Regions from separate parts of the Homo sapiens genome. Here region 2 is linked to region 1. The links are chromatin loops, found by intact Hi-C in ENCODE. Cell type or tissue: heart left ventricle. All regions are shown on one strand. Links, peaks and the distances in the headings refer to the core of each region. The heading gives the core; the rest is flanking DNA. Region 1 overlaps CRACR2A (calcium release activated channel regulator 2A). Region 2 overlaps CRACR2A (calcium release activated channel regulator 2A).

Evidence for each region. Peaks named below come from ENCODE experiments on the same cell type or tissue, not always from the same donor. Only the 100,000 strongest peaks of a DNase experiment are listed, where the experiment ranks them.
Region 2: a loop joins it to region 1, with 2.7 times the contacts of the local background. A loop is called at or near these places in 11 of 110 quality-filtered maps.

The regions. Positions count from the first base shown.
Region 1 is chr12:3,683,595-3,686,624 of GRCh38, forward strand. All of the region lies in intron 4 of CRACR2A (calcium release activated channel regulator 2A), which reads right to left. Among named protein-coding and RNA genes, the nearest start is that of CRACR2A, 68 kb to the right of the region's middle. In heart left ventricle, for the core only: no CTCF peak of the experiment used is centred there; a DNase peak (open chromatin) is centred at 1,289; H3K27ac peaks cover 2,305 bases.
Region 2 is chr12:3,741,107-3,743,849 of GRCh38, forward strand. All of the region lies in intron 1 of CRACR2A (calcium release activated channel regulator 2A), which reads right to left. Among named protein-coding and RNA genes, the nearest start is that of CRACR2A, 11 kb to the right of the region's middle. In heart left ventricle, for the core only: no CTCF peak of the experiment used is centred there; no DNase peak of the experiment used is centred there; H3K27ac peaks cover 307 bases.

The DNA.
Region 1 (3,030 bases), core at 259-2,758:
GTTATACAAGCTCCCCAAACTACCTTTCTCTCATTCATAAATCTTTCCCAATTAGCATTTTATATACTGATAGATGTGACTCATTGATGAACGTCTGCTCCCTCAGTGCTCTGAGAACAGGGACCTCATTCGTTAGGCACTGTTGTGTCCCCAGGATCTAGCCCAATGCTGACAAACATGGACTATTTAGATAAGTGTTGAAGGAAGGCATAGATAAGCGCTTGACTAAGAGCAATGGCAGGAGACCCTGAGCTCCTATGTACAGAGTGCTGGTCTAGACCTCACACACTCCAGAACCTGACCAGCCCAACTGCTAATTCTCAGCAAGACTCATAGTGACTGGCAACCTTCCAGAACCTAGAACATGAGGCATCTACAGCAGCAGTACTGAGAGTTCATGCCCCAGAGCCACGGGAAAGTGATGTCTTTTGTTGCACTCCAGCCAGGCTCCTTTACCTTCCTAGTCACCAGCCCAGTAACATACCCCATGTAGCTTAAAGTGTATGGTTGCACAGCTTCAAACATGCTTCCATGACATTTTTATTGAGGAAAAAATCAGAGGATATCCATTTTTTATGTCCAGAATTACACTGTCCCTCCTTTTGGGGCAATCACAGCATTCTTTTCAGACCCCCATTCCAGCACCAACCACCCTCTTCCCTGTGGTACAGTTCAGCTATACCAAATCTCTCTAGGACGAGAGTGGGAGGTGGGAGGGCAGGATCAACCTTTATCCTGCTTTGCACCTTGATGTGCTTGGCTTGGGCTGATTACGTGGTATAGGCCACAGTTTCTCAACCTTGGCACTACCGACATTTTGGAATGGACAATTTTTGGTTAAGGGGGTAGTGGAGGGGAAGGCAGGGGAGGGACCATCCTGTGTATTACAGGATATGTAGCAGCATCCCTAGCCTTTGCCTGCTAAACGCCAGCAGCACTTCCCTCACCAGTCGTTTCAATAAAAAATGCCTCCATACATTGTGTAAGGAATATGGCTGTGCTTTGGTCAAAGATAGACCGAGGTAGAATGTTTACATCCTGCGTGAGTCAGCAAGTTTAGAGTGCAGGCGTATAATTCCACTTGTTATCACAGCCATGTAGCCATAACATGAGAAGGCCATCACTTGGCTGTACACCACTATTGTCTGTAAAAGATATAATTGTCCTGTTGACACTGTGCAGGCATGCTTGCGCTTGTGCCCAGAGAAAGAGAGAGAGTCAGAGCTGCCTGTCATTGCAGACAGACTGCGGGGAGCCAGGACACATGCCCAAAGAAAGAATTAAGCTGCTGACCCTGAAGGCAAGGGAGAGCGGGCCACGCAGCTGTGTGTGGGAGCCGCCAGATTAAGTAGCCAAGACAGGGCGGACAGTGTGAGAAAGCTGTTGATGAAAGCTGCTGCTGAATAAAACCATATTCACCTGCCTACGGCCCCCTGAGTATTGTTTCTGCTCATCCACTCATTCCCTCCGGACCTCAGCATGGGCTGGAACCTATCCCCAAGCATGACAATTGGTGTAGTTGTGAACATGACACATTGCCATATGTCCTCCAGGAGGCAAAATTGCCGCCACTCATGTAGATTGGACACAAAGAATAACAGCAGCTGGATACGAGTGGAAGGTTCCCTTTTCAGCAGAAATGCCCGTTTCTTTTCTCTAAGACAGGACAGACAACTTGCACCTTAAAATTACAATGTGATGGTGCAGCTATTGTATAAAATGGTATGGTGTCTCCTCAAAAAATTTACAAAATAGAATTATCCTATAATCCAGCAATTCCACTTCTGGGTATACACACCAAAGAATAAAAAGCAAGGTCTTGAACAGATATTTGCCCATCCATGTCCATATCAGCATTATTCACATATAGCCAACAGGCGGAAGCTACCCAAGTATCTACTGACAAAGGAATGGAGAAACAAAATGTGGTATATACATACAATGGAATATTATTCAGCCTTTAAAAATATTCTGACACATGCTACGATACAGATGAACCTTGAGGACATTATACTAAGTGAAATAAGCCAGTCTCAAAAGGACAAATATTATATAAGTCCACCTATATACGATACCTTGAGTAGTCCAATTCAGAGAGACAGAAAATAGAATGCTGGTTGCCAGGGGCTGGGAGTGGGCGAAATGAGGACATTGTTTTACGGGTACAGAGTTTCTGTTTTGCATGATAAAAAGAGTTCTGGAGATAAATGATAATGGTGGTTGCAGAAGAAAGTGAATGTACTTAATGTCACTGAACTGCACACATAAAAAATGGTTACAATGGTAAATTGTGTGTTATCTGTATCTTACCACAATTAAACACAATCACAATGCAGAGGACATCAGGTACTGGGCTAAGATGTGGCACATACACAGTGCATTTCCAGGGATTTCCAGGTCCCAGTCTCAGGGCTGAGTGTGCTACATGCTTAAGCTCATTCAATTATCTTTTAATGCTGGGAGGTAGCTATAAATAATTCACAGCTGAGAAACTGTAGCCTAGAGGGGTTAAGAGACACAAATTCGTATTACTAGCAAGTTGCAGATTGAGGATTAAAACCCAAGTTAATTTACTATAAAAATCTTTTAAAGTTTTCTAGTTAACCTAAATCAGGAGATAGCTGGCTTTTTCTGAAAACAGCCAGGGAGTGCATATTCTAGGTTTTGTGGACCATTCGGTCTTTGTCACATCTACTTCCCTCTGCCACTGCAGTGTGAAAGTAGCCACGGAAAACACATAAAAGAATGAGCACATCTGTGTTCCAAGAAAACTTTACTTACAAAAACAGGTAGTGGCCCAGATTTGGTTAGTTTGCCAACTCCTAAATGAGTCTTAAGTTTGGCATAGCCAAGAATTCTGGGCAGTGTTGGGGAGGCAGGTGCTTGGTGTTGGTAGACAATCCTTTTACTCCTCCAAAAAATCAGGGAAACAGGGCTTTTGAGGCTCTAGGTTTTCTCAGAGAGATCTCCTGCCCATCCTCTCTCCCTCTCCCTCTCCCAGCTGATGGAGTCTCTTCATGCTCTCTGTAG
Region 2 (2,743 bases), core at 244-2,743, 57 kb after region 1:
TTAAAAGTAACAAAGCCTCATTTTTCCATTTTCCACTTTCTGTAGGCTTTAGTTCCCACTCTATTTCAGGGGGGTCTCCATGCTATTTTGGTTGGAAACATAGCCCAGATTTCTGAGGGTCCCAGTCAGCCTGGACCCCTTCCTACTTCCTCCTGAGGGTCTTGATGTGACAGGCCGGAGAGCTCTGGGCTATGGGGCACCGGCTGAGCCTCAATCACCTAACTGAATTGTGCAGTTCACCTGTTTGATAAAAAACACTGATGACTGAGCCAAGGCTAAATGGATCTATTATAATGATATAAGAAGCAAAGGTTAATTTCAGCCAAACTGATGAATGAATGGAAAATACTTTGCTGCACAAAAATAAGCAACGCCCATTTAAAAGGCTTTCTGTTCATAAACGACTTTCATATTTTCACTGTTTAATTCCATCCTTATAAATTCCCTAAGGAACATGAAGGGCAGCTCTTTTATAGATGAGGCAACTGAGGCCCACAGAGAGCAAGTGGTGAAGCTGAACATAAAACACGCTCTTCCTCCCTCACACCCAATGCTGCTGCCTAGCATGGCTTCCCCACCTGAGCTTTCTGACTTTCCTGTCTGCCCGCTTCCAGCTTCTGTGGACCAGTTCCTAAAGGAACAGCATTAGGAGTCACATCACATCGGCATTTGCATTCAGAATGGGACAGGGCAGGAGGATAGGAGACATGGCTTACATCTTAGTCCACAAAAAGAAAACACATCCTCAAGAGCTCCAATTAGGCCCAATCAGCCTGGAGTTCACAGGCTAACTGCCTGCAGTAATGAAGTGGGCACATGTGTCCTCTCAGTGAGGGCAAGAGAGTCACCCATGACTGTCACTCTGCTAGTTAACATTTCTCTCCAAAGCACCTCTGAGACAGCCCAGCCATTTCACAGGTTGCAGACAGGCTGTGTGGCTGCTGGGGTTGAATGCACATCTGAGGTTAGGACAGGGAGGGCTGGACTAACCACCGTTACCCAGGCCTAGGACATGGGCAAATCATGAACAGCTGCCTTTGGCTCTATAACCAGGACTGAAAAGAAATCAGGCAGCAGGCATGAAAGAATTCAATAGTGGGCCTGTTGGTAAAAGACTTACCATCTGGGCATTGCTCATTCGGTTTTGGTTGGCTTTTCCTGGTGGATAACTGTATAAGGAGAGGGTGAGTCTCTGAGGGTGGTCCCATCTTCTTCCACTCTATAGCTCTCTGGCACCTTCTACAGGGTTCCGAATACCATCTCCATCCTAATGGGACATAGTCCACATCATACATGCCCAAATCTGTGGTGATTCTAGAGACCTTCCAGAGCACATGCAGAGGCGGGGCCAGCTGTGCTAGGTTCTATTTGACAACATCCCCGTCTAGACGAAGGAGGAAGGATCAAAAAGTCCAGAATTGAATCCTGGCTCCCTGCTGGGAGAAATCTCACTTCCTTCTAGATTATGAACTAGTCAGTGAAGGCCAGCAGGAGGAGAGTGTGACCCTTACAAATATTGGTAGGCACATTCTACAGCCTGGCCAGAACGTCACTGGTTTAATTTCCATAAGAATGACCCTCAGACACTGTCTATAAGATGGACAGAAGGACACTCATGGAACAGTCCTCCCAGGACCTCCTGTCACCACTTACCTGCTGAATTCTACCATCTTTGAAGACAAAGCTCAGTTCCCACCTACTTGGCTAAGCCCTCTCCAAGGCCCAGTTTCTTTCCAGAGCACATTCATTCTGTCCCATCTCCTTGGCAAAAGTTATACATGCTATCTGGGGAGGTCAGCTCTCTCTGCGCTTGTGTCTGGTCAAAAGAAATACTGTGTCCCTTTTTCTTTTTCCTAGTACAAAGCACTTCATACAGTAGGTGTTCAACAAGTACATATTAATCCATTTTGTTTTTTGTTTTATTGGCACTAAATCACTACAATGTAACCCCTAAAGTGTCAGAAAATTCAGATGTGGTGTGTGTTACAATCTAACTGCTATTGAGTACAAATTAGAACTTTTCATTCTATTTCAAACTTCTGTAAATAGGGCTTGTACATTTTTTAAAAATACGTTTAGTTTGCGATGTGTGACTACGTAATGGAAGCTGAGTAACTTTTCTTTTTTCATTGACACTCATTTTACCTGGCAGTTCCTTTTTGTGTCTCTGGTTCCACTTCAAGCTGCAGTTCAATGTACTAAAACTGCATTCCTTAAAACGAAGTACTATATCAGACTTTTAAACTGGCCTTTTCCATCCCTATATCTCTGGATGGCCTGTGCCTGGGGCAGCTCACCTGATACGGCGTCGGCGGCTTCTGCCTCCCATTTTACAGGCGTGTGGAGAGAGCTCTGTTATGAAGCAGACCCTGCAACCCAAGGGGTCGGCCCTTTGTAGGAAGCCAGTCAGGCACAGGGGGATCAACAGCCTGGGGGAGGTGTCCACGGTGCAGGTGTCTATACCGGGACTAGGTGTCTGGTGTGAACCCACACAAGTTGTTGAACCTGTCTGAGCCTCAGTTTCCTCAACTGTAAAAAGGACATGGTAAGACCTATATCAGAAAATGCCTGGCACATGGCAGGCATTTGACAAATTATCTTATTATGAAGCATGCAGCCCACCCAGAAGTTTGTTGAATGCTTTGCTGTTTCCCCAGCTGACTTCATTCCCAGAGTTAAGCCACATCAGAACCCTGTGCCCTAAAGAAAGTTCAACCCAAAAATCTGAGTTCTGAGACACACA